Linked DNA regions of Homo sapiens: region 2 is linked to region 1. A link is a loop called in an ENCODE intact Hi-C map of the cell type or tissue named here. Cell type or tissue: psoas muscle. All regions are shown on one strand. Each heading gives the region's core, and the rest is flanking DNA. Links, peaks and the distances in the headings are about the cores only.

Region 1 (15,997 bases), core at 5,238-13,237:
CGCAGGGACCCCCATCCATCATCTCTCTTGGCCCAAGACAGCTGCCAGGGCTTGCAGAGAGCAACCCTGTCCAGATCCTACCTCCCATGCCAAACCCCTGCCCTCTTTGACTGTGCCGCGGGTGACTGCTCTGTTCTATCTGAGTCTGCTGAGAACAAATGGGACCCAGAGAACTTTCAGGTCATTGTGAGTCAGGTGGGCTGGCACAGAGAACCCCCCTTCTAAGTCACTGCCTCTGGGAATAGCTCTCCAGCCTGTTCACAGTTGGCCAGGGCCAGGGCAGCCTGAGCCCTGCGCCCACTTCTCCCGGATCCTGGGGCAGTTGGGGTTTGTGAGTCTGGAGGAGATCTATCAATGGACATCTACCTGGGGACTGTGGGGTCCATGAGCAGATGGGCAGAGTATACCAAGTTTGTGGCCCCATTATCCCCAAAACCCAGGCAGAGGGACCGCCCTCTTTCAGGTAACGCTGGAAAGGTGGGGTGGTCCCTAAGGGGCAGGAGGAGGTTCCTCAGTGCCTCTCTGGTTCCTTAGGGAGAGAACGTCTTTTTTGTGGTCACCAACCTGATTGTGACCCCCAACCAGCGGCAGAACGTCTGTGCTGAGGTTTGATTTGGCGAGGGGCCCTGGCGTGGGGGTGGGAGAGCCACCGGCAGTGGTTGGGGTCTACTCTCTTCTGAAGCAAGGGTGTCTGTCCACTCCAAGGGTCTCGGGTGGCTGTGTGCACCCGGGTGTGGTTCCTGCATTATATGGGGGAGAAGTAGGTTCTCAGAGTGTGTGTGGGCCAGGCCGAAGAAGAACCCCTATTCTATCTCCTGGAGTGGGACCCGGCTCTGAGCTGGGGGAACCCCCCCATCCAGGTGCCCCTTCTCTCCTGGCAGAATGAAGGCATTCCTGATGGCGCGTGCTCCAAGGACAGCGACTGCCACGCTGGGGAAGCGGTTACAGCTGGAAACGGTGAGGGCCTGGAGCGGCCACGGGCTGAAGGAGGACTCGGAGTGGGAGGCTCCTGGCATTGATCCTGTCCCACCCCTGCAGGAGTGAAGACCGGCCGCTGCCTGCGGAGAGAGAACTTGGCCAGGGGCACCTGTGAGATCTTTGCCTGGTGCCCGTTGGAGACAAGCTCCAGGCCGGAGTGAGTGGCTGCAGCCTCAGGACCCTGAGGGGTTTCCCAGCCCCGTGCGGTGGGTCCCAGCCTGAGGGTGGAGTCCTGCCCACTCTGGGAGCCTCACGCTGAGGGAGGAGTCAGGCTGTCCCAGCGAGGCCCGACGGCCTCCCCAGCATGAGCAAATTAACTGTCCTGGGCAGAGGCTCCAGGGGACCCAAGGAACAGGCCTCACACTGGCCCAGGCCTGGGGGAGGGGCACAGGGGTGGGGCCTCCTGGACAGGCTGTTCTGGGTTGGTTTTCAGGGAGCCATTCCTGAAGGAGGCCGAAGACTTCACCATTTTCATAAAGAACCACATCCGTTTCCCCAAATTCAACTTCTCCAAGTACGTGGGCTTGGCTACTGGGGGCCACGGGTGGGCCTTGGTCGATGAGGGGCCTTGGCTGGCCCTCCGTGGGTCTCTGCCTGGGGGTGTGTGTGCGCGCGTGTGTGCACGTGTGTGCGTGTGTTCGCGTGTGTGCGTGTGTGCGCGTGCATGTGTCTGTGTGCATGTGTGCGTGCGTTTGTGTGTGTGCGTGTGTTCGCGTGTGTGCGTGCGTGCACGCGTGTGTGCGTGTGTGTGTGATGTCTGCATGTGAGTGGGTGATGTCTGCATGTGAATAAACGGTGGGTGGTGCTGGGGCGCCCCTTCCCCTGCTGTAAAGTGGGGTGTTGCTGCGGGGAGCTGTCAGCACTCAGGTTGGTGAGGGACCGAGTGACTCCTGGCCAGGCCGGGAAACATCAAGTCTTACTTCATTTCTCGGCTGCCCATGGCCTCCACCCAGAAGCAATGTGATGGACGTCAAGGACAGATCTTTCCTGAAATCATGCCACTTTGGCCCCAAGAACCACTACTGCCCCATCTTCCGACTGGGCTCCGTGATCCGCTGGGCCGGGAGCGACTTCCAGGATATAGCCCTGGAGGTGGGTGGGGTGCACGCAGGGAGCCCTCCCTGAGGGCCTGGGGGCACTGGGCCTGGCTCTGTGACGAGGAGGGTGTGGACGGGGACTCGTGGGGCGAGGGTGGCCCTGCAAAGTCACCTGCCCCCAGGGACTCAGTGTTTTCAGAACTGGCTGTGGCACACAGGCAGGCCGTGGCAGCGGGCGAGGGTGGCCCTGCAAAGTCACCTGCCCCCAGGGACTCAGTGTTTTCAGAACTGGCTGTGGCACACAGGCAGGCCGTGGCAGCGGGCGAGGGTGGCCCTGCAAAGTCACCTGCCCCCAGGGACTCAGTGTTTTCAGAACTGGCTGTGGCACACAGGCAGGCTGTGGCAGCGCTCAGACCACGGGCAGTCAGTGAGAGCCAGACCTGGCACCTGCTGTGCGGTTCTGAGTCCTTGGGGCACCAGCCGAAGGTGAGGCAGAGGGACCCCCTTTGGCACATGCTGGCTGGAGTGTGAAGTGCCTGTCCAGAGAGGCCTACCCTGTGCGGCTCCCTTCTCCCTGAAGAACGAGGGAGGCAGCCCTGAGGCAGGGACGACGCAGTGTTCTCAGCCGCTCCATGGGGGGACTAAGCCTCCTGGAGGGTGGTCTCGAGGGGCTGACCTCGTGCCTGAGCACCTCCTCCTATTGTCCAGTGCCGGTGAAGGGCTGGCCTGGGATGCTGTCCGTCTCCGGAAAGCTGTGTGTGCTGACCCTCATCTCTCTTTTATCAAGGGTGGCGTGATAGGAATTAATATTGAATGGAACTGTGATCTTGATAAAGCTGCCTCTGAGTGCCACCCTCACTATTCTTTTAGCCGTCTGGACAATAAACTTTCAAAGTCTGTCTCCTCCGGGTACAACTTCAGGTAACCGCTGCCTTGTGCCCACTTGTGACCTGACCATGATCAGTGGCACTCACTCATCTGGGTGCCAGCACTATTGAGGCCCCTTCCTGGGGGTGGGTGTCAGAGCGGGAGGTGCAGGGACAGATGGCCCAGGAGAGGTGTGGACCCCAGCAGAGTGGCCAGCGACTGAAGCTGGGGGTGCCTCTGGGAGAGGAGAGCGCGTGTTCTTGCCTGTTTCTCTCCGTGAAGCCGAGTCTTGCGGCCTCTGCCGCATCCTTTCCATCCGCGCTTTGGCGACCCAAGGGTTGCTCAGAGTAGGGTGGGGAAGCCCTTGCTCCTCAGGGAATGTCTGGCAGGGATTTCAAATAGCTGGATGCCTCTTTGTTTTTGGCTCAGTGAGAAGGTCTGCAAGCCACTCCTGGGGCTGCTGAGAGTCAGGGTTCCGGGAGTCCTTCTAAGTCCCCAGAGCAGCCACATCAGTGCTGCCTAAAGAGGGAAGGCCAGGCAGGCTGAGGCCTCCCCTGGGCCCTGTCTCCCTCAGATTTGCCAGATATTACCGAGACGCAGCCGGGGTGGAGTTCCGCACCCTGATGAAAGCCTACGGGATCCGCTTTGACGTGATGGTGAACGGCAAGGTGCGTGTGCCTTCTCCTGTTCTGAGGCTGGGCGGGGGGCGGGGGCTGGGAGGGGGACGTTGGGAGGGTCCCTGGGGGCCCAGCTGTGTGTTCTCCTGTTCTGAGGCTGGGCGGGGGGCGGGGGACGTTGGGAGGGTCCCTGGGGGCCCAGCTGTGTGTTCTCCTGTTCTGAGGCTGGGCGGGGGGCGGGGGACGTTGGGAGGGTCCCTGGGGGCCCAGCTGTGTGTTCTCCTGTTCTCAGGCTGGGAGGGGGACGTTGGGAGGGTCCCTGGGGGTCCCGCTGTGCGTTCTCCTGTTCTGAGGCTGGGCGGGGGGCGGGGGACGTTGGGAGGGTCCCTGGGGGTCCCGCTGTGTGTTCTCCTGTTCTGAGGCTGGGCGGGGGGCGGGGGACGTTGGGAGGGTCCCTGGGGGCCCAGCTGTGTGTTCTCCTGTTCTCAGGCTGGGAGGGGGACGTTGGGAGGGTCCCTGGGGGCCCAGCTGTGTGTTCTCCTGTTCTGAGGCTGGGCGGGGGGCGGGGGACGTTGGGAGGGTCCCTGGGGGCCCAGCTGTGTGTTCTCCTGTTCTGAGGCTGGGCGGGGGGCGGGGGACGTTGGGAGGGTCCCTGGGGGCCCAGCTGTGTGTTCTCCTGTTCTCAGGCTGGGAGGGGGACGTTGGGAGGGTCCCTGGGGGTCCCGCTGTGCGTTCTCCTGTTCTGAGGCTGGGCGGGGGGCGGGGGACGTTGGGAGGGTCCCTGGGGGTCCCGCTGTGTGTTCTCCTGTTCTGAGGCTGGGCGGGGGGCGGGGGACGTTGGGAGGGTCCCTGGGGGCCCAGCTGTGTGTTCTCCTGTTCTCAGGCTGGGAGGGGGACGTTGGGAGGGTCCCTGGGGGCCCAGCTGTGTGTTCTCCTGTTCTGAGGCTGGGCGGGGGGCGGGGGACGTTGGGAGGGTCCCTGGGGGCCCAGCTGTGTGTTCTCCTGTTCTCAGGCTGGGAGGGGGACGTTGGGAGGGTCCCTGGGGGCCCAGCTGTGCGTTCTCCTGTTCTGAGGCTGGGCGGGGGGCGGGGGACGTTGGGAGGGTCCCTGGGGGCCCCGCTGTGTGTTCTCCTGTTCTGAGGCTGGGCGGGGGGCGGGGGACGTTGGGAGGGTCCCTGGGGGCCCCGCTGTGCGTTCTCCTGTTCTGAGGCTGGGCGGGGGGCGGGGGACGTTGGGAGGGTCCCTGGGGGCCCCGCTGTGCGTTCTCCTGTTCTGAGGCTGGGCGGGGGGCGGGGGACGTTGGGAGGGTCCCTGGGGGCCCAGCTGTGTGTTCTCCTGTTCTCAGGCTGGGAGGGGGACGTTGGGAGGGTCCCTGGGGGCCCAGCTGTGCGTTCTCCTGTTCTGAGGCTGGGCGGGGGGCGGGGGACGTTGGGAGGGTCCCTGGGGGCCCCGCTGTGTGTTCTCCTGTTCTGAGGCTGGGCGGGGGGCGGGGGACGTTGGGAGGGTCCCTGGGGGCCCCGCTGTGCGTTCTCCTGTTCTGAGGCTGGGCGGGGGGCGGGGGACGTTGGGAGGGTCCCTGGGGGCCCCGCTGTGCGTTCTCCTGTTCTGAGGCTGGGCGGGGGGCGGGGGACGTTGGGAGGGTCCCTGGGGGCCCCGCTGTGCGTTCTCCTGTTCTGAGGCTGGGCGGGGGGCGGGGGACGTTGGGAGGGTCCCTGGGGGCCCCGCTGTGCGTTCTCCTGTTCTCAGGCTGGGAGGGGGACGTTGGGAGGGTCCCTGGGGGCCCCGCTGTGTGTTCTCCTGTTCTGAGGCTGGGCGGGGGGCGGGGGACGTTGGGAGGGTCCCTGGGGGCCCCGCTGTGCGTTCTCCTGTTCTCAGGCTGGGAGGGGGACGTTGGGAGGGTCCCTGGGGGCCCCGCTGTGCGTTCTCCTGTTCTGAGGCTGGGCGGGGGGCGGGGGACGTTGGGAGGGTCCCTGGGGGCCCCGCTGTGCGTTCTCCTGTTCTGAGGCTGGGCGGGGGGCGGGGGACGTTGGGAGGGTCCCTGGGGGCCCCGCTGTGCGTTCTCCTGTTCTCAGGCTGGGAGGGGGACGTTGGGAGGGTCCCTGGGGGCCCCGCTGTGTGTTCTCCTGTTCTCAGGCTGGGCGGGGGGCGGGGGACGTTGGGAGGGTCCCTGGGGGCCCCGCTGTGCGTTCTCCTGTTCTGAGGCTGGGCGGGGGGGCGGGGGACGTTGGGAGGGTCCCTGGGGGCCCCGCTGTGTGTTCTCCTGTTCTCAGGCTGGGCGGGGGGCGGGGGACGTTGGGAGGGTCCCTGGGGGCCCCGCTGTGCGTTCTCCTGTTCTCAGGCTGGGAGGGGGACGTTGGGAGGGTCCCTGGGGGCCCCGCTGTGCGTTCTCCTGTTCTCAGGCTGGGAGGGGGACGCTGGGAGGGTCCCTGGGGGCCCCGCTGTCCAACCTGCCTCGCTCACTGGCCTTGTCTCTATCTTCCAGGCAGGGAAGTTCAGCATCATTCCCACCATCATCAACGTGGGCTCTGGGGTGGCGCTCATGGGTGCTGGGAGTACCTCCCCTCCCTCCCCGCGTCCCACCCTCTCCCCGGCGGCCGCACTGGCAGGGAGGGGGAGGCTGCTGTTCAGGAGGACCGTGTCCCAGTGCCCCCAGAAAGAACCAGAGCTGGCAAGATCAGAATAGGCGTGGGAAAAGAGGGCTTTCTGGGATTTCACGCTCTGCCAGCTGTCCTCAGGTAGCAGTGACAGCCCGAGTCTCTTTCCAGAGCCAGGGAGGCATGTGCTGGTAGCTCTGCAGCTGTGCATGGGTTTAGGTCAGTCCCCAGCCGAGGCGTGGCTGGGATATCCCTGGGATCCCAGGTGAGTCCCTGAACTTCTAAAGTCTCTATCTCTACTTCTGCTAAAAGAGGGCAGGATTAGGCCGGGCGCAGTGACTCACACCTGTAATCCCAGTGCTTTGGGAGGGTGAGGTGGCGGATCACCTGAGGTTGTGAGTTCGAGACCAGCCTGACCAACATGGAGAAACCCTGCCTCTACTAAAAATACAAAAATTAGCCAGGTGTGGTGGCACATGCTTGTAATCCCAGCTGCTCAGGAGGCTGAGGCAGGAGAATCGCTTGAACCCGGGAGGAGGAGGTTGCGGTGAGCCCAGATCACACAACTGCACCCCAGCCTGGACAACAAGAGCAAAACTCCATCTCCAAAAAAAAAAAAAAAAAAAAAAAAAAGGGGGCAGGATTAGGCTGCAGACAGTTTCTTAGCCTGGGTGCTGCTGACTTTTTGGGTGGGAGAATTCTGTGTTGTGGTCTTACACACATCCTTGGACATGCCCTTAAACATTCCACAATGCACAGAGGGCTGTGCTGGGTGTCGTAGGAGGTTTTTGTTTGTTTTCTATTTCATATTTCACACTTTTCTGGTCGATACTATATTTTCCCAGACCCTGAGGATGTTGATTTCAGAGACAGGGTTTTTGCTCTGTTGCCCAGGCTGGAGTGCAGTGGCATGATCATGGCTCACTGCAGTCTTGAACTCCTGGGCTCAAGCGATCCTCCCACCTCAGCCTCCCCACTAGCCAGGGCTGCAGGTGCACCACCACCTGTGGCTAATTTTTAAATTTTTTGTAGAAATGGGGTCTCACTATGTTGGCCAGGCTGATCTTGAACCCCTGGGCTCAGGCAATCCTCCGGCATTGGCCTCCCCAAGTGCTGGGATTATGGGCGTGAGCCACCGCGCCCAGCCCATTGTAGGATGTTTAAGAGCATTCCCGGTTTCTACCCACTAGATGTTAGGGGCACCCTCCCCTGCAGTTGTGATGGAGCAAAATCCCAGCTGGCTGAGAACCACCCGACTGAAAGGCTGAGAGGCAGGGAAGGCAGCCCTGTGACTCTTCCTTAGAGGTGGCCCTTCAGTGGGGCCGGGAGCGGCTCACAGGGGAGGAGACACAGGGACTGAGGGCAGGGAAAGGCGTCCTGAGTCTACACTGCCCCGTGGTCCTTCTGGAGTTTTTGAGAGCCATGGGAGTGGTCAGTGCCCATCCCGGCAGGTCCCTTTCCCAGGTTTCTGGCAGCCTCTTCCCTCATTCCTCTCCCTGTGCACACAAGACAGCCCCACTGGAGGAGTCCATTGGGACCCAGGGGTGACTTTTGTTAAAACCTGGAAAATTGTGTCCCATACCAGGACCACGTTCCTGGGAGGGGGTCAAGAAAAGTGAGCTCCACATGGATCCCTACCTGCAGACAGTCACTGGGAGGGTCCTGGATGTTTGCGCCTGTTACTTTCTTACAGAAGGCCCACCTTCAGCTATCACTTTTCTTTTTTTTTTTTTTTTTTTGAGACGGAGTCTCACTCTGTCGCCCAGGCTGGAGTGCAATGGCATGATCTTGGCTCACTGCAGCCTCTGCCTCCCAGGCTCAAGCAATTCTTCTGCCTCAGCCTCCTGAGTAGCTGGGATTACAGGCGTGCGCCACCGCGCCCGGTTAATTTTCGTATTTTTGTAGAGACAGGGTTTCACCATGTTGGCCAGGCTGGTCTCCAACTCCTGACCTCAGGTGATCCGCCCACCTCGGCCTCCCAGTGCTGGGATCACAGGCGTGAGCCACTGCGCCCAGCCCATTCATCACTTTCTTGTGATGTGGGTAAAATCAGAGCACCCTCTGGGGACAGACCTGTGAACTGGAAGTAATGGCGCAGGAAGAGGTGGTGGTCAAGGTTAGGTTTGGGGTTGGTCTCTGGGGAGCAGCGAATTGGTAAGCAACATTTTTGGCATCTAGGGGATGGATGTGCAGCACCCAGGGTCAGGGGACCAAGATTCCTTGTTGGCCCCTCCACCAACCCTTCCCACCTCCACTCTCCTCTATCATTCAGGCCCCAACCCTGCCCTGTGCTGTGGGTGGAGTCTCCCTCTGCTGGAGGAGAGGGGCAATTGCATCGCTCTGGTCCGTAGGGCACGTTTTGGGTGTGAGGGGCTGAGCTGGGGTCGTCCACCTCATCATCTTCCTTTTTTGTTTGTTTTTGCTTTTGTTTTTGTCTCTTTTGAGATGGAGTTTTGCTCTTGTTGCCCAGGCTGGAGTGCAGTGGTGCGATCTTGGCTCACTGCAACCTCCACCTCCCGAGTTCAGGCGATTTTCCTGCCTCAGCGTCCTGAGTAGCTGGGATTACAGACACCCGCCACCACGCCCAGCTAATTTTTGTATTTTTTAGTAGAGACAGGGTTTCACCATGTTGGCCAGGCTGGTCTCGAACTCCTGGCCTCAGGTGATCCGCCTGACTCGGCTTCCCAAAGTGCTGGGATTACAGGCGTGAGCCACTGCACCTGGCACCCATCATCTTTCTTTGACTAGCACCATAGCGTCCTTGTTGGTTAGAACCCTTCCAACCTATCTCACACTGACTACCACAGGGATCTTTCTAAATGCCAAAATTCGGGCTGTGGTGCCTCCGCCTCACCTAAAGGATGAGGACCAATGCCTCGGAAACATTCTAAGAAGCCTAACAGGCCAGTCCCCATCCCCTTCTCCAGAAGCGCATCTCCCTCTTCCCGCACAGGCCCTGCGGCATTTCCCAGATGTGACAGGCTTGTTCCTCCCTCCGTAATGTCCTTCCACCTCTTTGTCTTGTATAAACTCCTCTTTAGTCCTTAAGGACTGAATAGGGACCCTCCCCAGGCTGAGTGAAGTCCTATGTGGGTCGTCATCGACACGCCTGTCTCCTGCACCAGAGGGAGAGTCCCCAGGAGGTCTCTCTTGTCCAGATCCTCTCCGTACTTCGGTGCAGACACTGGCACGTGCTGGGTGCCCAGCAAATGTGTTGAAGGAACGATTGGATGGGGTCCGGGTGGTGCGGGGTCGGGGAGTGCCTGGCCTGTGGGATCGGGGGAGCTCCAGTCCAGCTTGAGCTCCACCATGGACCAGCTCTGTGGTGTCGGACAAGGGTGCCCCTTGCTGAGCCCAGTTTCCTCATCTGTTAAATGGGGACAGTGATGCCACCTTTAGGGGCTGTTGCAGGATGGAAGGGGCAAAGTGCCCTAAATGAACAGTGCTCTCAGAGGTCTAGGATTCTGAATCAGGAACCCCTGTTTTGCAGGGTGCTTTCTTCTGCGACCTGGTACTCATCTACCTCATCAAAAAGAGAGAGTTTTACCGTGACAAGAAGTACGAGGAAGTGAGGTCAGTTCCGCTTCCAGGCCGGCGGCCCGAGGGCAGCCCTGTGGAGCACCCCCGTGGCTTCGAGCCTTTGCCCTGATGTGATATTGATGGCTGGGGTGGGAGGCAGGGGCTGGAGGGCCCGGGGAGGAGAAGTGTTCTGAGTACATGCTCTACAGAACCGGATTCGGCCTCGGCAGCAGTGGGAGGAGAGGGCGCTGTGGGCCACAGGGCGGGAGACGGAGTTCACAGGCTCCGCCTGATTCTGGACAAGTCCCAGGCCTCCCCGGGCCTCGGTTTCTCTATCTGGGAGATGAGAGAGTTGGTTTACCAATCGAGTGGTGTCTGCAGCACTTCTGTTTTGGGATTCTTGGACTTGGTGGTCCTGGTGCGCCGGGGCTGAGGGAAGCTGGAGTAGTAAAGGAAAGAAAAGCGGATATTTTCTTCCATGCAGAGGCTGTTTCCGGAGTTTCCTGGGCCCTGGGTTCGGTGGGGTGTGCGTGTTCACAGCGGCAGAGCACAGCGTGGGTGGGGAACCCTGATGACTGTGGGAGGGCGGGAAGGGGAAGGGGCTGTGGCTTCGGCCTTTGGGGAAGGCCTTCTGGAGAAGCAGGGATCAGAATGGGAATTGGGACAGACACCTTAGTACTCCCTCAGCACCCCCACAGCCTGGGACAGTGGGTGCAGGGTCTGCCTGGGTCATTCGCCTTACTGCACTCCAGCTATGGCCTGAACCCCAGCCCTGGGTTATAGCCGTGCGCCCTGACCCTGGCCACAGGCTGAACCCCAACCACAGTCCTGACTGTGCTGCTGAAGGAAGCAGGGTAGAGGAAGCCGGGTGGAGGACGCTGGGTGGAGGATGCAGGGTGGAGGACGCTGGGTGGAGGACGCAGGGTGGAGGATGCAGGGTGGAGGATGCAGGGTGGAGGACACTGGGTGGAGGATGCAGGGTGGAGGACGCTGGGTGGAGGACGCAGGGTGGAGGATGCAGGGTGGAGGATGCAGGGTGGAGGACGCTGGGTGGAGGATGCAGGGTGGAGGACACTGGGTGGAGGACTCAGGGTGGAGGATGCAGGGTGGAGGACGCTGGGTGGAGGATGCAGGGTGGAGGATGCAGGGTGGAGGATGCAGGGTGGAGGACACTGGGTGGAGGATGCAGGGTGGAGGACGCTGGGTGGAGGACGCAGGGTGGAGGATGCAGGGTGGAGGATGCAGGGTGGAGGACCCAGGATGGAGGAAGCAGGGTGGTGGCCTGCAGGGTGGAGGACCCAGGATGGAGGAAGCAGGGTGGTGGCCTGCAGGGTGGAGGACCCAGGATGGAGGAAGCAGGGTAGAGGAAGCCGGGTGGAGGAAGCAGGGTGGAGGACGCCGGGTGGAGGACGCTGGGTGGAGGACGCAGGGTGGAGGATGCAGGGTGGAGGACACTGGGTGGAGGATGCAGGGTGGAGGACACTGGGTGGAGGACTCAGGGTGGAGGATGCAGGGTGGAGGATGCAGGGTGGAGGACGCTGGGTGGAGGATGCAGGGTGGAGGATGCAGGGTGGAGGACGCAGGGTGGAGGACACTGGGTGGAGGACGCAGGGTGGAGGATGCAGGGTGGAGGATGCAGGGTGGAGGACACTGGGTGGAGGATGCAGGGTGGAGGACACTGGGTGGAGGATGCAGGGTGGAGGACGCTGGGTGGAGGACGCAGGGTGGAGGATGCAGGGTGGAGGATGCAGGGTGGAGGACGCAGGGTGGAGGATGCAGGGTGGAGGACACCGGATGGAGGACTCAGGGTGGAGGATGCAGGGTGGAGGATGCAGGGTGGAGGACGCTGGGTGGAGGACGTAGGATGGAGGAAGCCAGGTGGAGGATGCAGGGTGGAGGATGTAGGGTGGAGGGAGCTGGGTGGAGGACTCAGGGTGGAGGACGCCACGTGGAGGAAGCAGGGTGGAGGACTCAGGGTGGAGAGAGCAGGGTGGAGGATGCAGGGTGGAGGGAGCCGCATGGAGGAAGCAGGGTGGAGGACACCGGCTGGAGGAAGCAGGGTGGCGGCCTGCAGGGCGAGGGATTCTTCAAGGCCCACTCCGCCCGTCTAGGAGGGGAGGCACCCTGCAGGGCCGTCCCAGGTGAACAGCTTGTATCTTGTCCAGGGGCCTAGAAGACAGTTCCCAGGAGGCCGAGGACGAGGCATCGGGGCTGGGGCTATCTGAGCAGCTCACATCTGGGCCAGGGCTGCTGGGGATGCCGGAGCAGCAGGAGCTGCAGGAGCCACCCGAGGCGAAGCGTGGAAGCAGCAGTCAGAAGGGGAACGGATCTGTGTGCCCACAGCTCCTGGAGCCCCACAGGTGAGGCCACTGCTAGGCAGAGAGCCCGACAGCTGGGTCCTGCAGAGAGGGGTCCCCAGTTGGGGCTTCTCATGCCTGGCAGCTCCAGCGGACCCCTCTGCTCTGGTGTGAGCTGGCCACAAGGCAGGACATCTAGGAACTGGGAGAGCCTCTGTGGGAAGGGGCTGGTGCTTTACCCCGCAAGGTCCCCCTTAGCTCCCGAGACCCTGGATGGCCATGGGTGCCTGCTGTGCCATGCCGGCGCTCAGATGATAACAGCGCGCTGCTCCACAGCACTGACTCTCTGCCTGGAACCCCTCTGTACTCTCCGTATTTGTTAACTCATGTAAGCAACTGAATCAGATAGACACCGATCTTCCCCATTTTACAAATGAGGAAGCTGAGGCACAGAAAGGCTCGGTAATTTGCTCAAGTCACACAGCCGGTGAATGGCAGCGCTGAGATTTGAATCCCGGCAGTGTCTGTAGGATGAGGTTCTCCTGAGTTACTCTGCCTTTGCCGAACGTCTCTGTGCTCAGATGACCCCCCCTCAGCCCCTCTTCTGTGTGCGATTCTGGGGCTGCCCCGGCCTCAGGAGGGTGCTGGCCGTGCTGCCAGGGGGGTCCTTGGGCCGCGATTCCTGGGGGCGCTGGCTTCTCTGCAGACGAGGCTCAGCCTGCGTGGGGAGGGCGTCTGGCTGGGTGGGGGACCTGTCTCGGGCCTGCTCTGCGTCTGCCTTGCAGAGTACCTGTGCGGTGAGCAGGTGCCTGGCCCTTTCTGTGCCTTGTTTTCCCTTTTTTCCCCTCCCAGTGGGGGCTGGACACCTCCTGCTGTCAGACTGGGGTTCTGTGACTCTCTTGCAAACCACACCCCAGGTACTCACTGACCTTGGTGGCCTTTCTCCTGGCCCAGCTTTCATTCCTTGCTGACTCAGGAATTGGCAGCGTTCAGCTGGGAGCTGGGCCTGGGCAGGGAAGGAGCAAGAAATAGACTGGGCTGGAGAAGAGTGAGGAGAGAGAGAGGCAGGGGCTGCAGCAGTGGGGCAAGGAGGCTGGAGGCTAGGGGTCCGTATGGGGTAGACCCAGAGCCTGGCAGCCCTCCTGTGCTCCCTGAGCTGACTCTTACTTCCTGGGTGCTCACTTGAGCTCCCATTCTGAGCAAGCGGGAAGCCCGACGGCCTGGCTTGTCTTGGCTGAGCCTCGCTGAGGCTTGTGGGAGGCTGTGGACTCACAGGCCCACGCTCCAGCTGCCACCGCAATTGCTGCTACTCCTTGCCGGGGCAACTCCAGAGGCTTCTGCCTGAGCATCTATGCGTGCTGGGCTTCCGCAGGAACCCTGGCAGGCTGTGCTCTCTCTGAATGCTCTGCCTGCCTGCAGTGCTGCCAGGAGCGTTGCTGCCTCTGGTGAGGCTGGCCCACCCACCGGCTCCCGACAGTCCTCTCTGCCCTGTGCGCCCCCTCCCGCCCACACACAGGTCTGGCCATTTGCAGAATGCACAGGTGAATTTGGAGCAGCTGCAGACAGTGGAGATGTAGCCAGGGCTGCTGGCTACCAGCAGTGTCGCTGAAAACTTTGGGGCCAGAACAACCCGCAGCTCTGAACTGGGTAGAGGAGTCTGTGCCTGCATGAGACAGGGGCTTCCAGGCACAGCCATCTCTCCTGAACTTTGGGATCTTGCTGCAAGCTTTTTGCTGAGTGAGGAGGGGAGCCTCCCAATGGTCAGAGGGGCTCGGACCTAGAAGAGGAGTCCCTGGAGCAGGTGTCCAGGGAAAGGGACAGGCCAGGGTGCTGAGCGGAAGTGGAGTGTTTGGATTTTCCCTCAACCTGGCTGCACCTTCACTCATTCATATGAGCTGTAAACATGTATTGACGCATGCTGTGTGCTGGGCCCACCAAGAGGTGCTTAAATGAGATGCTGACCTAACCTCAGGGAGAGGGGCCCGCGTGTAATTCCTCCAAAGCCAACAGAGACATCACAGCCAGGCCCAGCCACTCCAGCTGGCCTTCCTCTAGCCTCTAGCAGGGTTTCCGAAATCCCTGCCGAGAATGATGGTTGCTCAGAGAAAGCTCTTGGACAACACCCAAGGGGACATTTGGGCTTGCCCCAAGGATAAAATTTAAAGGTGGCCATGGAGGCAACCAGGAAAGGACTGGAGCAGTCAGGAGGCAGCTGGCTCTTAGTGGGGAAGCCAGCTCCTGGGGAGTCTAGGTAAGATGGGGAAGGGGAGGCAAGAGGCCTCTGCTCCATCTGACTCCACCAGCCTCGGGACGCCCGGGGAATATGGACCTGCCCAGATGGGAGATACAGTCGCCTTGACCCTGCCGAGCTCCTGCCCTCCCCACCCCTCCTCAGAGGCTGGGCCTGAAGTGCTAATGAGATCAAGGATGGCGCCACTCAGCAGGTGTAAACGGGCTGAGTTAGGGAGGCCCTCATTCCCCTCCCTCCGTCCCCACCTGTCTTATGCCACGGCCACACCCACCTACCGCACCCTCAGCTGCTCTCTGCCTCCATCGCTGTAGGGCCTTGCTTTTTATTTATTTATTTTTTTGAAATAGAGTCTCGCTCTGTCACCCAGGCTGGAGTGCAGTGGCGTGATCTTGGCTTACTGGAACCTCCGCCTCCCAGGTTCAATCGATTCTCCTGTCTCAGCCTCCTAAGTAGCTGGGATTACAGGTGCCCACCACCATGCCCGGCTAATTTTTGTAGTTTTAGCAGAGATGGGGTTTCACCATGTTGGCCAGGCTGGTCTCCAACTCCTGACTTCAGGTGATCCGCCAGCCTTGGCCTCCCAAAGTGCTGGGATTACATGCGTGAGCCACCAAACCCGGCCAAGCCTTGCTATTTAAAGTGGGGTCCAGGGACCGGAGCCTGCTAGAAATGCAGGTCCCAGCTCCCCCGCCCCCCACCCAAATCAGAACCTGTGTTTCAACAAGATTCCAAGGTGATCTGTGTGCACAGTGACATTTAAGAAGCCCTGGTTCTCAGGGGAAAAAGGCCAGCTTTGGTGGATGGAGCCAATTTCTAGGTCAGACTTACACGCATGCTGCCTAGAGACCAAGAGGCTTCCTCCCCCACCCTGAAAGCAGCAGTATGCTCAGCTGATTTAAGTTACAATATTTTGACTGGGTAATACTTACATGATTCAAAGTTTAGAAGGTGCAAAGGATAGTCAGTGAAAAGCAACCTCCGTCCTCCCGGTTCCCCAGAGGCAGCCAGTGTTACTAATGCAGGAGGCTCCCTGATTTTGCCGAAAACTCGTGTGGTTTCTTACACATTCACTCAGGTAATGAACTTCTCCTGACGCTGGCGCTTAAGACCCAGTCTCCCCTGTCAAAAATGGACATGAAGTACGTTTCGATGTTGGGCTTGGGAGCTGACTAGCTCTCTTCTCCTACCCCGTTGTATGTGAGTTGTCTCCCCGTAAACCCAAGGTGAGAAACCTGGAGCTCAGCCCTCGCCATTGCCCGAGCCACCTGGCAGAAAAGTGCTCCAGCGCCGCCCTCACTCAACCAGTCCCAGTGCTGTCTGGGCGGCTCCCTGGAAGCATCCTCTTTGGAGGGGTTCTCTCTGCACACAGAAAGGCGGGGGTGGTGAGAGCATCCCTCCACTGAGGCTTTGGAGAGGGATGTCAGGGGCCCAGGGACATGGTCTCCAGAACAGGAACCCTCCTAGAGCAAAGCAACTTCCTCGCTTTGGGTTTTCTGGGAAGGGAACCTGCAACAAGCCTATACTGCTCTCTGATTAGAAAGTAAAGATCCAGGCTGGGCGCAGTGGCTCACACCTGTAATCCCAGCACTTTGGGAGGCCGAGGCGGGTGGATCACGAGGTCAGGAGTTCGAGACCAGCCTGGCCAATATGGCAAAACCCCATCTCTACTAAAAATACAAAAATTAGCCGGGCATGGTGTCCACATGCCTGTAGTCCCAGCTACTCGGGAGGCGGAGGCAGGAGAATCGCTTGAACCTGGGAGGCAGAGGTTGCAGTGAGCTGAGATCATACCACTGCACTCTGGCCTGGGCGACAGTGAGACTCAGTCTCAAAAAAA
Region 2 (15,997 bases), core at 7,341-15,340, 130 kb before region 1:
TGTGGCGATGCACACCTGTAATCCCAGCTATTCAGGAGGCTGAGGCAGGAGAATTGCTTGAATCTGGGAGGCAGAGGCAGCAGTGAGCCAAGATAGTGCCACTACACTCCAGCCTGGGCAACAGAGTGAGACTCCATCTCAAAAAGAAAGAAAAAACAAAAACAAAAGCAGGTGGTAGATGTGTGTAGTTTATTGTACATTAATTAAACCTAAATAAAGCTGGTACAAATGTAAATAAACAACAGGTGGTGGGCTAGATTTTGCTTGAGGGTTATAGTTTACTAACCCTGATTTAAGTCATTAAAACTGTGACTAAGGTATATTAGAATTGGAGGGACTCTCAGAATTACATAGTTCACCTACCTTGTATTATTTATCAGAACCTGAGAAACAGAGGAAGGAACATATTTGCCTCAGGCCACATGGCACATTAGTAACAGAAGTGAGAGCCTCAGAGCTTCATTTCCCAAACTGAGATATAGGGGACGCATAGTTTTGAGAAATACTCTTTTAAGTTTATTTTCCGTAAGATTTCTCAAAGCTCTTTTCTTGCTAAATTATCTTCCTTAAAGAGGCACATTAAATTAGTTGCTACAAAGCCAACTGGCTGTCATGCCTCCATTCTACATATCCCAGGGATACCTTCATCATCCACGTTTTCCAATGGGAATGATGAAGGGGGAATTCGTTTAGCATGTCCTGACAAGGAGCAGCAAAGGGCTTCCCTGTAGGGGGCGGTAGTGTAAAGGACAATCCAAACTTACTTGACAGTTATCAAGAACTGCTAATACTTACATATTGAGTGTTTAACTACCTGTGTTCTGTTCCAAGTAGTTTAAATATACACAACTCTTTTTCATGGAATACTTAAGTTATTTTGTGGAACCCAGTTTGGAAACGCAGCTCTAGGCTAATTTCATCAGAGAGATTTTACTACCCTTTTCTTTCTTTTCCCTCCCCTTCCCTTCCATCTTTTCCCTTCCCCCTTCCCCTTTCCCCCTACCCTTCCCCCTTCCCTTTTCCTTTCCGTTCCGTTCCATTCTGTTCCATTCCTTTTGTTTTTTCTTGACAGAGTCTCGCTCTGTCGCCCAGGCTGGAGTGCAGTGTGGCATCATCTCGGCTCACTGCAAGCTCTGCCTCCCGGGTTCACGCCATTCTGCCTCAGCCTCCCGAGTAGCTGGGACCACAGGCGCCCGCCACCACGCCCGGCTAATTTTTTGTATTTTTAGTAGAGACGGGGTTTCACCGTGTTAGCCAGGATGGTCTCGATCTCCTGACCTCGTGATCCGCCTGGCTCGGCCTCCCAAAGTGCTTTCTCTCTCTCTCTTTTTCTTTCTTTCATCTCTCTCTCTCCTTCCTTCCTTCCTTCCTTCCTTCCTTCTCTTTCTGTCTCTCTTTCTCTTTCTTTCTTTCTTTTTTATTTATTTTTAACTTTTCATTTCTTTTGAGACAAAGTCTCACCCTGTTACCCAGGCTGGAGTGCAGTGGTGTGACCTTGGCATACTGCAGCCTCAATATCCTAGGCTCAATCCATTCTCCCACCTCGGCCTCCCAAGTAGCTGGGACTACCGGCTCATGCCACCATGACTTTTGTATTTTTTTGTAGAGACAGGGTGTCACTATGTTGCCCAGGATGATCTCACTCCAAGCGAGTCTCCTGCCTTGGCCTCCCAAAGTACTGGGGTTATAGGTGTGAGTCACCATGCCTGGTCTATATTTCTCTTCATTAGTTGGTTTGTATATTTACTGATGATAATCTGTTGCTAGATGAGGCTGTAGTGATGAATGCGATGCAGAATCTGCTCTCAAGAAGCTTACCATTTCCATGCTGTGTAATGTCTTATTTTACATTTTATTTTAGGTAATGTAGTTTGGCTGGATGAAATGACAGCCACACGAGCACTTATCAATATGAGCTCCCTGCCTGCACAGGATAAGATCAGAAGCAGGGATGCCAGTGAGGACAAGTCAGCTGAGAAAAGGAAAAAAGGTAACAACACAAAGGAGGGAACTGGGGTCTGAAAGTCCTCTTCTTTACACAGTCCTGTTTCTGAGCAGAGCTCTATATAGCATCTCATCACCAAGTGTTTCTGAACTAATCTATGATGCTTGAGATCATCAGGAAATAGGAGAAAATACTGGACTTTTAAAATTATATGAGATAGTTCATCTTGTATCTCATTATATGAAATATTTTATCTTGTTTCATCTTGTCCTTCACATTCCATTTTAGACAAGCAGGAAGACAGTTCAGATGATGATGAAGCTGAAGAAGGAGAGGTTGAAGATGAGAACTCAAGTGATGTAGAGGTTAGTAATAGGGGAAAGATAGATGTAAAGTTATTGTAAAAAATTGCTCACTGTCTTTTTAACTTAAGCCTTAAAGACTTAGTTACGTTTTTTCTCTAGCTTTCACCATTAGACCTTCTGAGGGTGCACCAGGCTCTTGTCCTTTAAGTTAGTGTGGATATAGCGATTCACCTTGAAATCTTAGAATAGTGCTTATGCTTCTACAAAAAAAGAAAATAGTTTTATTGAGAAATACTTTGAAGTGTTATCTAATTAGTAAAATGAAGAAACAGCAAGTAATGGCATACTTCCTAATGGATTATGTACTGTTGTTAAAAATATTAACATGCATTCATTTAAAAAATATTTACTGAGTACCTATTATATACCATATTCTAAGTGCTAGGGATATAGCTTCAAGCAAAACAAAGTCCTGGCCCTCTCGGAGCCTGCATTCTAGTGGGGAGTGCAGAGGATACACTGATGCACAGATATCTCATACTGTGTCAGGTGGCAATGAGTGTTGTGAAAAGAGTAGGGGATAGAGAATGATGGAGACTGTTCTTTTAGACAAGGTGGGCAGGGGAAATCTCTGAGTTAGAAATTCTACAGCGGAACTAGTGCTATAATGCTTGTAAGTATTAAAGGTAGAATGCTTTTCTTAATGGTAGCTTTACTACTGAAGAAATATCAAAAGGACTTTAATTTTTATATTAAAAATACTCTTCTTTCTTAAGTTGGATACGTTGTCTCAGGTAGAAGAGGAGTCTTTGTTAAGAAACGATCTTCGTCCAGCTAACAAACTTGCTAAAGGAAATAGGTTATTCATGAGATTTGCTACAAAAGGTAAATGTAATATTTGGTATTGTTTTATATTTTCAATCAAAATGATTTATTATGGAGTGACATCCTTCTTTTTTGAATAGAAGTTAGATCAAGTAATCTCAAAGTTCCCTTCAAACTATAATATTCTGCGCTTATGAAATAATTGCTTGCCACCTGAGTTGGAATTTCTGACTTTAAAAGTGAATATTAACTATTTGTATATTTCTGTGACTTCTGGCTAAAGTTATTTTCTGTTGAAACTGGTTTGCCTCATATATTTTCAGCCAGTTACCATCTGAATTATGAAAACTTTCAAATGAAACTTTATTTATTACAGCAACGTCCTCCTGAACATTGCCAGTGTACCATTCGGTTCTAATTCCCTTCTCATAAGATTGTTTACACATGGTGACTTTTGGTGGGCATTTAAAAATGTGTGTGTATGTGTATATATGTATGTGTATGTATGTGTATATATGTATATGTATGTATGTATCGCGTGTATGTGTGTATGTATGCATGTGTATGTATGTATATGTATGTATGTGTATGTGTATATATGTATGTGTGTGTATGTATATGTGTGTGTATGTGTATGTGTGTGTGTATGTGTGTGTGTATGTATGTATGTATGTATATGTATTATACACATATACACATATTGGTTTTTTTAATCATTTGAGAGTTAGTTGAAGATAAAAACCCATCACCCCTAAATGTATTCCAAAGAATAAGAACATTGTTTTATACATAGCACACTTAACAAAATCAAGAAATTTAACATTAATACAGTACTGTTACCTAATCCGTAGTCGATTTTCAAATTTTGTCAGTTGTTCCAATAATGTCCTTTATATATTCCCCGCCCAGCCCCAGGTCTAGGATCCATCCAGGACTGAGTGTGTAAGTATGTAATGTTTCCTTAGTCCCCCTTAAGCTGAAACTACTTCTATCCTCCCATGTTTTCCAAGAATATAGGTTTACTATTTTATACAATGTCCCTCAGTTTGGGTTTGTCTGATGATTCCTCCTGATTGAATTTGGGTTGTGCATTTGAGACAGGCGTGCCACAGAAGCGATGTCATGTCATTTCCAGAGCATCATGTCAGGAGGCCCTGGATACTTACTCGTCCCAGTCCTAGGGACGTTCACTTTATTCACTTGGTTAAGGTAATCATCACTAGGTTTTTCCACTGTAAAGTTGCTATTCTTCCATTTGTAATTTAAAAATTGGTGGGCTGGCTGGTTACAGTGGCTCGTGCCTGTAATTGCAACACTTTGGGATGCTGAGGCAGAAGGATCACTTGAGCCCAGGAGTTCGAGACCAGGCTAGGCAACATAGCAAGACCTCATCCCTATTTTAAAAAATAAAAAAATGATTAAAATAAAAAATTGGTGGGCAGATACTTTGAGATCACGTAAATAGCCTCTTGCTCATCAGAGCTTCATGCCTTTCTGACTATGTCATTTCTTTACCAGTAGACAGGTGCTCTAAGGAAGAGCCTTCTGTTTTTACCTGTTTGTTTATTTACATCAGTTTAGAATCATGGATTCTTTATTCAGTGGGTTATCATCCATGGATATCAGTATTTAATTTTATTTATTTTTTTGTTTGTTTTGAGACGGAGTGTTGCTCTGTCACCAGGCTGGAGTGCAGTGGCGCGATCTTGGCTCACTGCAACCGCTGCCTCCCTGCAACCTCTGCCTCCCTGCAACCTCTGCCTCCTGGGTTCAAGCAATTCTCCTGTCTCAGCTTCCCTAGTAGCTGGGACTACAGGTGCATGCCACCATGCCCAGCTAATTTTTGTATTTTTAGTAGAGATGGGGTTCACCATGTTGGCCAGGATGGTCTCGATCTCTTGACCTTGTGATCCGCCCGCCTCAGCCTCCCAAAGTACTGGGATTACAGGCGTGAGCCATCGCGCCCAGCCTAATATCAGTATTTTAATTTACAAATTGTCTTGGATTTGGCCAGTAGAGCCCCTTCAAGCTGTTTTGACATACTCCATGATTCTTTAAGCACTTTCTTTCTTTATGGCACAACAAAACATCTTGCTTTTCCAGACTCATTTTGCATCTTACCTGCTCCACATCTGGAATCAGCCATTTCTCCAAGGAGCTGGTGGGCATGGTTTGAGGGGTTCGGGGGTTGGGGGCTATACATACTGGTTTGTGTTGTCACGTTTACCTACAGCCCTGGATATATTTACAGTGGTGTTTGTTCTTTACAGTCAGAGTGTCCAAGAACTGTGGAAGGTCTTTGTATTACTACTTTTGACAAAAATTTATGATGACTGACCACCTTTCTTTCCTGTTAACTGACATTTCAACTTGACAAATGTGATCTTTACCACATTTACTCATTTGAGTGGCTGAGTACATTCTACATGTATAGTATTATGCTGTTTTCTTTAAGCCATTTTGAGGAGCACAATAAACTGGAAAAATGATTTACCAAATATATGGAATTATATGTAGTCTGTTTCCTTAATCCTGATGCTGTGTTGTTGGCATGTGATCCTTCAGAAGTGAATATCATCTTTCATGGGGTGGCAAAAATGCCACTATTTTGAGAAAGTCTTTTTGATTCCTGGGTACCTGTAATGACCTAAAGCTCTTTTATGCCTTTTGGAACCTTGTATCTTGTATTGTTTATTTTTGTTTTCTCCATTAAGTCATCTGGCTCCAAACAGCAGTTTTAACCTCATTCGTCTCTGTATTTTGCTTTATCCCCTCTACACTGCATTGCTGTAGTGGGCACTCAGAGTGTGAATGTTGGTAGTGGATTTTTACTTTTTGTTGGCAAATTGCGCTGATCTGATTCCAGCTATGGAAAACATTAAAAAAAAAATTCAACATTGTCTTTACACTCACAGGAAATCCTAGGTAACTATTGTCATTAATTTTTAGATGACAAAAAGGAACTTGGAGCAGCCAGAAGAAGTCAGTATTACATGAAATATGGGAATCCAAATTATGGAGGCATGAAAGGAATTCTTAGCAATTCATGGTGAGTCCAAAACCTTCAAATGCAATAGTATTTGAGTTTTTCTTAATCCTTCAGTTGGTATTCCGTGGTGAAATGTCTAAACCCTGTGTAAACTGGAAGGAAAACAAGAGGGAAGAATTCAAGATTCTTAGATGTGGTAAATGATGGGGAATGCTGAATTGTAGTTACATTTAAAATATCTGTGTTAGTACCTAACATTGTGTCAACGTGTAGTTGAAATGAATTAGCGAGCCCAGACATGGTGGCTCACGCCTGTAATCCCAGCACTTTGGGAGGCCGAGGCCAGCAGATCACCTGAGGTCAGGAGTTCGAGACCAGCCTGGCCAACATGGTGAAACCCCGTCTCTACTAAAAATACAAAAATTAGCCATGCATGGTGGTGGGCGCCTGTAATCCCACCTACTCGGGAGGCTGAGGCAGGAGAATTGCTTGAACCCAAGAGGCAAAGGTTGCAGTGAGCTGAGATGGTGCCATTGCACTTCAGCCTGGGAGAGAGATTGAGACTCCATCACAAAAAAAAAAGAAAAGAGAAAGAAATAGTGGATTTCAAGGTCCTTCCTATCAGTTTTTGATTGTGTGCTTATTTTGGCATTCTTGCAGGAAGCGAAGATATCATTCCCGTCGTATTCAGCGGGACGTGATCAAGAAGAGAGCCCTGATTGGGGATGACGTTGGCTTGACGTCGTATAAACATCGACATTCTGGTAGTTGCCTGCTCAGCTCTTGGGTAGACACATGTTTGGCTCCTGAAATCATATTTTTATTCTTAATGCAATCTTTTAAGGTTCCAAACTTTATCATCCTCTCTTCCTTGCCCTCACCCTCTGCCAACATATAGGAAAGTAAGTCAAGTCACAATTAATTTTAAGTTGCCCAAAGAGGTCAAATGATTTTATAAAAGCTGTTCTATCAAAAAAGGCAAAATATGACATAGGAAAAATTAAAACAAAACTTTCCTTAGGATCCTAATTTTTCTACTATTAATATCAACAGCTGCATGAAAACAATTTTTTTTTTTTTTTTAAGACGGAGTCTCGCTCTGTCTCTCAGGCTGGAGTGCAATTGCTTGATCTCGGCTCACTGCAACTCTGCCTCCTGGATTCAAGCAATTCTCCTGCCTTAGCCTCCCGAGTAGCTGGGACTACAGGCATGCGCCACCATGCCCAGCTAACTTTTGTATTTTTAGTAGAGATGGGGTTTCACCATGTTGGCCAGGCTGGTCTCGAACTCCTGACCTTGTGTTCCACCCACTTTGGCCTCCCAGAGTGCTGGGATTACAGGTGTGAGCTACCGCGCCTAGCCAAAAACAATTTTTGAAATTATTTTATCAGATGAACTGATTGTATTGTTCTTTTTCTGTATTAAAAATAGGCTGCTGTGTTGAGTGCTTTGTGCTTGTTGGTTTGTGCATGTGAATGCCTCAGAAGAGTGGGATATCATGACTTGGGTTTCTTTCTCCTTTTTTTGGTGCTTATTGTAAAAGAACCATTTTATTTATGTTTTATAAAGAATTGTTCTTGTTTTGAGCCTAATCTATGGAATCTTCTACATGCCTAATAGAACTAGTCAAGTCAGCATACAAAATAACATATACACACATTTATCATTGTAATGGGGACAGAAAGGGATGAAGTCTAGATGTTTTATTTAATGTGTATATACAAAATTGTATATTTGAGATCTACATGTTAATAATACACATAGGATGGGAACAGTGGCTCACACCTATAATCCCAGCACTTTGGGAGGCCAAGGCAGGAGGATCACTTGAAACCAGGAGTTTGAGACCAGCCTGGGCAACATAGTGAGACCTTGTCGTTACAAAAAATTAAAAAATTAGCCAGACCAGGCATGATGGCACATACCTGTGGTCCCAGCTACTTGGGAGGCTGAGATTGCCTGAGCCTGGAAGGTCAAGGCTGCAGTGAGCCAAGATTGTGCCACTGTATTCCAACCTGGGCGACAGAGCAAGACTTTGTCTCAAAATAATAATAATAATACACATACTTTACTGTTACACAGTTACACTTTTCCAATTTGAGTTACTTTAAAATATTTTCATCATATACTTTTTATATCCATATTAAGGAAATTAAAAAGCAAATTGCCCCTATTTCTAGTACCCTGTATGATGACTGAGTTCATCTTACATTTTTCCCATTTGTTTTCATAATAAATAGTATAACTCTTGGGAACATGTACTTTATATTCTACTTCTTTCGTTTATTGTATTTTTCCATTTTCATTATTCATGGTGCTTATGTTCTATAAAGTCACTGTGAACACTGAAGTAGCAAATACTGAATCGTACATAGCCTCTGGCCACATCATTTTTGTCAGTTGATCAATATGTAACCTTGTTTTACATATGTTTCTCTCTTTTTTTTTTTTTTGAGACAGAGTCTTGCTCTGTTGCCCAGGCTGGAGTGCAGTGGCGCGATCTCGGCTCACTGCAACCTCCGCCTCCCGGGTTCACGCCATTCTCCTACCTCAGCCTCCCGAGTAGCTGGGACTACAAGCGCACACCACCATGCCCGGCTAATTTTTGTTGTATTTTTTAGTAGAGACAGGGTATTAGCATGTTAGCCAGGATGGTCTCGATTTCCTGACCTCGTGATCTGCCCACCTCGGCCTCCCAAAGTGCTGGGATTACAGGCGTGAGCCACCGCGCTGGGCCCATATGTTTCTCTTTAAGACACCTTATTTAAGACACATTGTTGATTCGTTAACATTGAGTTCACAGCCAGTAGCCCTATAACTCATGCCTGAATGCCTTACCTGATATGGTATTTTTCCACAAGGCACATCACAGCCCCCTTGCATCTAGGAACACTAGGCAGCACTTCGGCACGACACTCAGGGCCATTTTAAGCAGTGAAATCACTAGCAGCAGGCACAGAAGTGTGAAAAATGTGCCACTCGGTGGACTGAAACAGACGCTTGTTTACAGCATGAGATGAAACAGGAAGGTGGAGTGTTGCTTTGTTTGACCTCCACTGGGAGTGTGTGTGCCTGGTGACTCAGATTTTTTTGCCACTCTGTGCGTGCCAGCAAATGACCATGGAAGCATTGCACGTATTCATTTTGGAGTTACAAATAAATTTGGTAAATTTGCAAATACAAAATCTGTGAATAATAAAGGTCAGTTGTATTTTAAATGACTTTATGGTATTTGGTTAGGCTGCTGCATCATACTTTACCTAGCCATCCTCCTGTTGCAGTATCAGAGTAATGTCCATTTGGCACTATTATAGATAGTGCTCCAATAAAATGTCAGGGATGGGAACCCCACCTTTTAAAAAGGTCACCGATGTAGAGTAGAAAATCATACTTGTTAATTTTAGTGCTTTTCCTAATGTTTTCTGGTTAAATTTCTTCAGGGCTAGTGAATGTTCCCGAGGAACCCATTGAAGAGGAGGAAGAGGAGGAGGAGGAGGAAGAGGAAGAGGAAGAAGAAGACCAGGACATGGATGCAGATGACAGAGTGGTGGTAGAGTACCACGAGGAGCTCCCGGCTCTCAAGCAGCCCCGGGAGCGGAGCGCGTCTAGACGATCCAGTGCCAGCAGCTCAGACTCAGATGAAATGGACTATGATCTAGAACTGAAAATGATTTCCACGCCTTCACCAAAGAAAAGCATGAAAATGACTATGTATGCTGACGAAGTGGAATCTCAGTTGAAAAATATTAGGTAAAAATTTGTTTTATCAAAGCTAGCTTTTAATTTGATTTTAAATACTAGTATAACTTCTTAATTCCTCCTAATTTTATAATATCTTTTATCTATTCTGATTTCAGTCCCTTGTAGGAGTTTAATAAACGCATCCAGTATTTCCTCTATACAAGCAGTGATTCTTGTTATAAAAACAAAAGACAACATAGAAAGTGAAAATCATCTGTATTCCCATTCTTTCTCAACAATAACTACTGTTAGCAATTTGGCGAATAACCTTTCAGCTATTTGTGTGTGTGTGTGTGTGTGTGTGTATGGCACAGGGAAAAGCTGTAGATATATTTGTATAAAAGTATACTTTTTATAAAGATGAGGTTATGCTATTTATAGTTTTGCATTGTGCATTTTTCACTTAATATATTGTAGACATTATTTTTTTCAACTGTATATAGTCTGTTGTTTGAAAGTATCATGATTTATTTAACGAATTCCTTTTTGATGGACTTTAGGTTTCTATTTTCTTACAATTGCACTAACTCAATAAATTCCTCAAAGTCCAGTTATTACACAAAACAATATGTGTTTAAAAAGATGGTAAGTATTGCTTTATTTTTTTCCAGAAGGGTTTTTTGTGTGTTTTTATTTTTTTTTTGAGACGGAGTCTCGCTCTGTCACCCAGGCTGGAGTGCAGTGGCGCGATCTCGGCTCACTGCAAACTCCGCCTCCCAGGTTCACGCCATTCTCCTGCCTCAGCCTCCCGAGTAGCTGGGACTACAGGCGCCTGCCACTACTCCTGGCTAATTTTTTGTAATTTTAGTAGAGACGGGTTTCAGCATGTTGGCCAGGATGGTCTCAATCTCCTGACCTCGTGATCCACCTGCCTCAGCCTCCCAAAGTGCTGGGATTACAGGCATGAGCCACCATGCCCGGGCTCAGAAGGGTTTTAATCCCAGAAGGGTTTTAATCACTCACATTACCACCTGTTACCTACAAGCTCACCAGCCTTAGCTATTACCATTCTTTCTAATGCTAGCTAGTTTCATGAACAAAAAAAAAATAGTTATTTTAATGTGCATGTCTTTGATTACTACTAGGGGTGAGCAGATTCTGTGCAGGCAGAATCCACAGTTCTAAGGGTTAGAGTCTAGGGATGCTCTGTGTAACGTAGTATGTTTGTGGGGAGGGGAAAAGACCATTCAAGCTGATTTGTTTGTATGGCCTTGTTCACCACGTTCTTTTTTTTTTTGAGACGGAGTCTCGCTCTGTCGCCCAGCCTGGAGTGCAGTGGAGCGATAACACGATCTCGGCTCACTGCAAGCTCCGCCTTCTGGGTTCACAGCATTTTCCTGCCTCAGCCTCCCGGGGAGCTGGGAGTACAGGCCACCACGCCCAGCTAATTTTTTGTATTTTTAGTAGAGACTGGGTTTCACCATGTTAGCCAGGATGGTCTCGATCTCCTGACCTCGTGATCCGCCCGCCTCAGCTTCCCAAAGTGCTGGGATTACAGGCATGAGCCTGTTCACATTCTTATTTTTGGTTTTCAGAGAGCTTTCTGGTAGAGAATGCTGCCGGAACGGTGCTGGCACCTAGCATGATAGCATATCTCTTTGAAAGAGAAGTCTGCCCTTTAAAGAGAGAGACTGTAGACTATACTGTGTGTTGACTACAGCCACATCACAGCATGTGTAAGTGGAAGCCCCAATCTCTTTGTAGGCCTCTACTTAACGTTTGTCCCAGAAAAGGGGGACTTGTAGTTGTATGCTGTGTAATAGCACATACACATGTGGAAACCACCTTCGAAAACCTGCTCACCAGAACCAGTCTCTTTAGAGCAGGCAGATCATGGTTTCCATAAGCAAATAATTATAAGTTTATGGATTTGTAAGTGAATGTTGGCCATGTAAGACAGGATTTCTTAAATTGTTTCCTCCAAAGTATGAGATTGTTGTTTGGGTCTTGTCTCACAGTTGAAGTTGGTTAACTGTGCCCCATCCTACCCCCTTTTTAAAGGAACTCCATGAGGGCAGATAGTGTATCTTCAAGCAATATCAAAAACCGAATTGGTAACAAATTACCACCTGAGAAATTTGCAGATGTCCGACATCTATTAGATGAGAAACGTCAGCACTCCCGTCCACGGCCACCAGTCAGCAGTACTAAATCAGGTACTGTTCCTCACTTGGATTCCTGGCTGGATTCTGAGCTCCGGAAAGCAGACTGGGGCAGAGAGAGGTTCCTGAGTAAAACATGCGATGTGTGAACTGATTTAGCTGTCCTGGTTCATCATGTCTAAATTGTGGGCTAGGTGTTGGAAATTGAGGAAATGAAAAATAATCAGACTTCTGAAAAACTAGCTTTAAATGTTTTTATTCCAAATAATTACAGTTGTTCCTTGGTATGTCTGGGGGCTTGCTTCCAGGACCCCCTCCCCGCCCCCTACAGATACCAAAATCCATTGATGCTTAAGTCCCTTATATAAAGTGACATATTATCTGCATATAACCTACACACATCCTCTCATATACTTTAAGTCATCTCTAGATTATTTACAATACCTAATACGGTATAAATTCTTATCCTGTGTTGTGTAAAATTTGTATTATTTTTTGCTGTACTCTTATGTCTTACTTTTTTTCCACATGTATTCGATCAGCAGTTGGTTGAATCTATAGATGTGGAATCCATGGATGAGGAGGGCCAACCATATTTTCCTCTGTATGACACTGGTATACTTTATATACAAGAATAATAGAAATTAAGTTCGGTGGTTGTCTGAACAGTTAAGAGTTTGAACTAGATAATTTCTATGTTCAAACACTGATTCAGCAGGTCTTTAGCCGTACCTGCTATGTGCCAGACCCTGGTCTAGGTGCTAGGAATGTGAGAAGCCTTTGGAGGGGACGCAGAGCCGTCATAGATCTACTCGGGAAGTTGTGAAAGACTTCTTAGAGAAAGTAGCATTAGAGCCAGGCCTTGGAGAGGGTAGGATCTCTGTTGGCAAACCTGATTTTTTTACATGAGAAGTAACCTGATCTTACATCTATTTTAGAAAGACAACTTGAGGGTGGAGTGGGGTGGGGTAGAGAGTTAAAAAAGTAACAAGAGCCTGAACTAGGTCGGTGGAGACAGAATGGATAAAGAACAGGATAGTCTTGTGAAGGAAGACTCAGTGCTAGGAAGTGTTGGAGGAAAGGAGCTCAGGTCTCAGTGACCAGAGACCAGGGTGCTGCTCTCTGAGAGAAGCTAAAGTGAGAGGAGACCTCGGCACAGGGCCTCACCAACGAATGTGTTTCTGTTGTTGCTGTGGTGGTTAGGGGGAACTCAAGAGGACAGGCCGATTTCTGGGGGGATTGAGGGAAAAACACATTTGATCCTTTGCCTTTTCCAGTCTCTTTATATTTACTGGTTAAATGTAATAAGTTTATTGGGAACTACTTGTATGTTCAAAGATTGTGCCTTCCACTTTCCAGGAGCTCACAGGATTTTTTGTTCGCTGAAACTTTTGTAAATTACTTAGTCTTCTTGATTCTGCTTAAAGAAAAAAAAAAAAAGGTTGTTTCTTCAGAAATATAGTTCTGGAGTAATCAGTTGAGGATTTTTCCTCTGACAGCCCCTATGTCCGAATTTTCCTAAGGAAATCCAGACTGATTACAAAGGAAGAATACTTAGCAGCCTGATTGTCAGGCCCTGTGTCCTCGGGGCAGGGGTTAGCGCCAGATCCGTTAGAGGTGTCAGGCGGCTGGTGCCGAGCATAAAGCACACACACGGTCACTGGTGCACTTTTTCTCTTTTTTCAGATATACGCCAGCGGTTAGGAAAAAGACCACATTCTCCGGAAAAGGCTTTTAGTAGTAACCCCGTCGTTCGGAGAGAGCCCTCTTCTGATGTGCATAGTAGGCTAGGTGTTCCCAGGCAGGATAGTAAAGGCCTCTACGCCGATACTCGGGAGAAGAAATCAGGTTGGTAACACTTAAAACGGATGGGAATGGGGATTCAGTGAGAGCAGAGGACAGTGGGTGTATTGGAGAAATACTTTCTTAGCAGAAGGCAAGAAACAGCCCACGCCAAATATAAGTGATTATTCCTTTTCCATTATAGTTATCGTCAGCATCAGCATCAGCATCATCCCAACAGTTAGGAACGCTTAGAAAATAGAAAAAAATAGCACACTCCTGGCTCTTTCTGTTTGGCACAAATCTTTTTAGTTTCATGTGAGCTATTCTGGTCTTTGCCCACATACAAATCCTAGTTTTTTCATACAGCATTTTATCGTAGTTGTTTGCCACATTTTATAATCTTTATAAATAAAACTTTTAGGCCAGGCATAGCGGCTCAACACCTGTAATCCCAGCAATTTGGGAGGCCGAGACGGGGGGATCACTTGAGGTCAGGAGTTCGAGACCAGCCTAACCAACATGGTGAAACCCTGTCTCTACTAAAAACACAAAAATGAGCCGGGCGTGGTGGTGGGCGCCTGCACCACTGCACTTCAGCCTGGGCAACAGCAAGACCTTGTCTCAAAAACAAAAACAAAAACAACTTTGAATTGCCTTATAATGTGGCCGTCTACAAAATTCTAAACACGTATTTCTCTATTGTTAAATTTTCATAAAATATATTTCAAAAATTAATGGAAGGGATCTGGGAGTGGCCTACTTCTGGCAGAATGGATTGGCACACAGGGTGGTGTCTCAGCAGGGAAGGGCAGGAGTAGGAGGAAACGGCCTCTCAGGTGATTCTGATGTGTCTGGTGACAGGGAGGGACCTGACCTGTCCCCCCACGGTGAGAATCCCGTGCTGGGTCCAGACCCTTCCGTTTGCGGGCAGGGGCTGCGGCCCGGGAAATGAGATTTTGCCTGCCCAAGGCTGCACTGTGGTGGCAGGCTCCACAGACTGCTGGCGTTTCCTGCACAGCAGGTGTTGGCAGTGCTGCTGCCCCCTCAGTGCTACCCTGGTTCTTAGCGCTGACTGCGAAAGTGAAATGCCATCTCATCCAAACAGGTAATTTATGGACTCGCCTAGGATCTGCACCCAAGACCAAAGAAAAGAATACGAAGAAAGTGGATCACAGGGCGCCTGGCGCTGAGGAAGACGACTCTGAGCTGCAAAGGGCATGGGGGGCTCTGATTAAGGAGAAAGAGCAGTCTCGCCAAAAGAAGAGCCGGTTAGATAACTTACCATCTCTCCAGATTGAAGTTAGTCGGGAAAGCAGCTCTGGTTCAGAGGCAGAGTCCTGATGCCCCTGGGGCCTATGGCAGCTGCCCTAAAGCCTGACATTCTTGCACAGGGTGGGGCGCGCAGTAGGAACCTCCCCCGCAGGAGCTGGCGCCCTCTCGCTCCTGCTCACACAGTCACCCTCCGCTCTTGCTACTTCGGCAAGACATCTTAAGAATGTGACACATTTTCAAGGGCATCTCTATCTTTCGCTGCAGAGTTGTAGTTCTGGGCCCTCGATTCCTTTCCCACCACCCCACAGGCTTTACCCTTTGAGAAAAAGGCAGCCCTCCAGATTTTGTAGACATTTTTCTTAATATTTTTAACATTGTGTCTTTTAAAAGAAATGTTTTACACAGTTCATCCAAAGAGCAGAGAACTGAACTTCTCACTATTGCCTTGGCCCTGACAGCTGTTACCAGCACCCTTTTCCCAAGAAAAGTCAATTCCCAGGTGCTTATTGGACATCCTTCGAGGGGGAAGAGGAGGGAAGCGGCCAGCTCACCCTTCCGGGACCCTAGTGTGGGGCGAATCTCACGGACCTGACCTCAGAGGTGCACCAGTGCCGCCCAGGTAGATAAGAGCTGCAGCATTGACTGTGCTTCCGTTCTTCCCTCGGGGATTGCTCATGGCATGGGCCTCTTACGTGCTGTCAGCTTGATGTGAAGATCAAGTTCAGTGCTGTGGGATTTTTAGGAACAAAAAACTGTGACGTCTGGATTTGGGGTTGATTTTTGTGCTGGGGTGGGATTATGGGTCAATGTTGAAGAATTTTTAAGTCTGTATTATGTTTAAAACATGAATGATTTGAAAGTTTAAATTTTTAATTTTTATATGTGGAAATTCTTCCTGTTGGCTAAAGGGGAAGCTCAAGTGGTGTCGTCTTTTGTGCTGTTAAATATATATTCTATTCTTTGGAAGAAGGCAGAGAGAGGAGTCTTATTATTTTTAAATGCTCCTAGTTGTATAGTCTGTCTGTTGTACATA

Evidence for each region. Hi-C counts contacts between places; a loop is a spot of excess contacts. Peaks named below come from ENCODE experiments on the same cell type or tissue, not always from the same donor. Only the 100,000 strongest peaks of a DNase experiment are listed, where the experiment ranks them.
Region 2: it touches region 1 in a loop (4-fold over the local background); 22 of 110 quality-filtered maps call a loop at or near these places.

Annotation. Positions count from the first base shown.
Region 1 is chr17:3,675,565-3,691,561 of GRCh38, reverse strand. P2RX5 (purinergic receptor P2X 5) reads left to right here. Exons shown (of 12, transcript NM_002561.4): 3 at 535-606; 4 at 882-957; 5 at 1,039-1,135; 6 at 1,412-1,492; 7 at 1,932-2,070; 8 at 2,803-2,936; 9 at 3,457-3,550; 10 at 9,584-9,666; 11 at 11,778-11,972. It overlaps P2RX5-TAX1BP3 (P2RX5-TAX1BP3 readthrough (NMD candidate)), which reads left to right. Exons shown (of 15, transcript NR_037928.1): 3 at 535-606; 4 at 882-957; 5 at 1,039-1,135; 6 at 1,412-1,492; 7 at 1,932-2,070; 8 at 2,803-2,936; 9 at 3,457-3,550; 10 at 9,584-9,666; 11 at 11,778-11,972. Among named protein-coding and RNA genes, the nearest start is that of P2RX5, 13 kb to the left of the region's middle. RefSeq lists an enhancer at 2,046-2,954. In psoas muscle, for the core only: a CTCF peak has its summit at 8,412 (motif pointing left); no DNase peak of the experiment used is centred there.
Region 2 is chr17:3,812,080-3,828,076 of GRCh38, reverse strand. It overlaps NCBP3 (nuclear cap binding subunit 3), which reads left to right. Exons shown (of 13, transcript NM_001114118.3): 5 at 1,862-1,990; 6 at 2,234-2,310; 7 at 3,027-3,135; 8 at 6,025-6,124; 9 at 6,725-6,828; 10 at 9,505-9,814; 11 at 11,807-11,961; 12 at 13,594-13,755; 13 at 14,798-15,997. The coding sequence ends at 15,033. Among named protein-coding and RNA genes, the nearest start is that of ITGAE, 19 kb to the right of the region's middle. RefSeq lists an enhancer at 14,682-15,187. In psoas muscle, for the core only: no CTCF peak of the experiment used is centred there; no DNase peak of the experiment used is centred there; H3K27ac peaks cover 1,275 bases.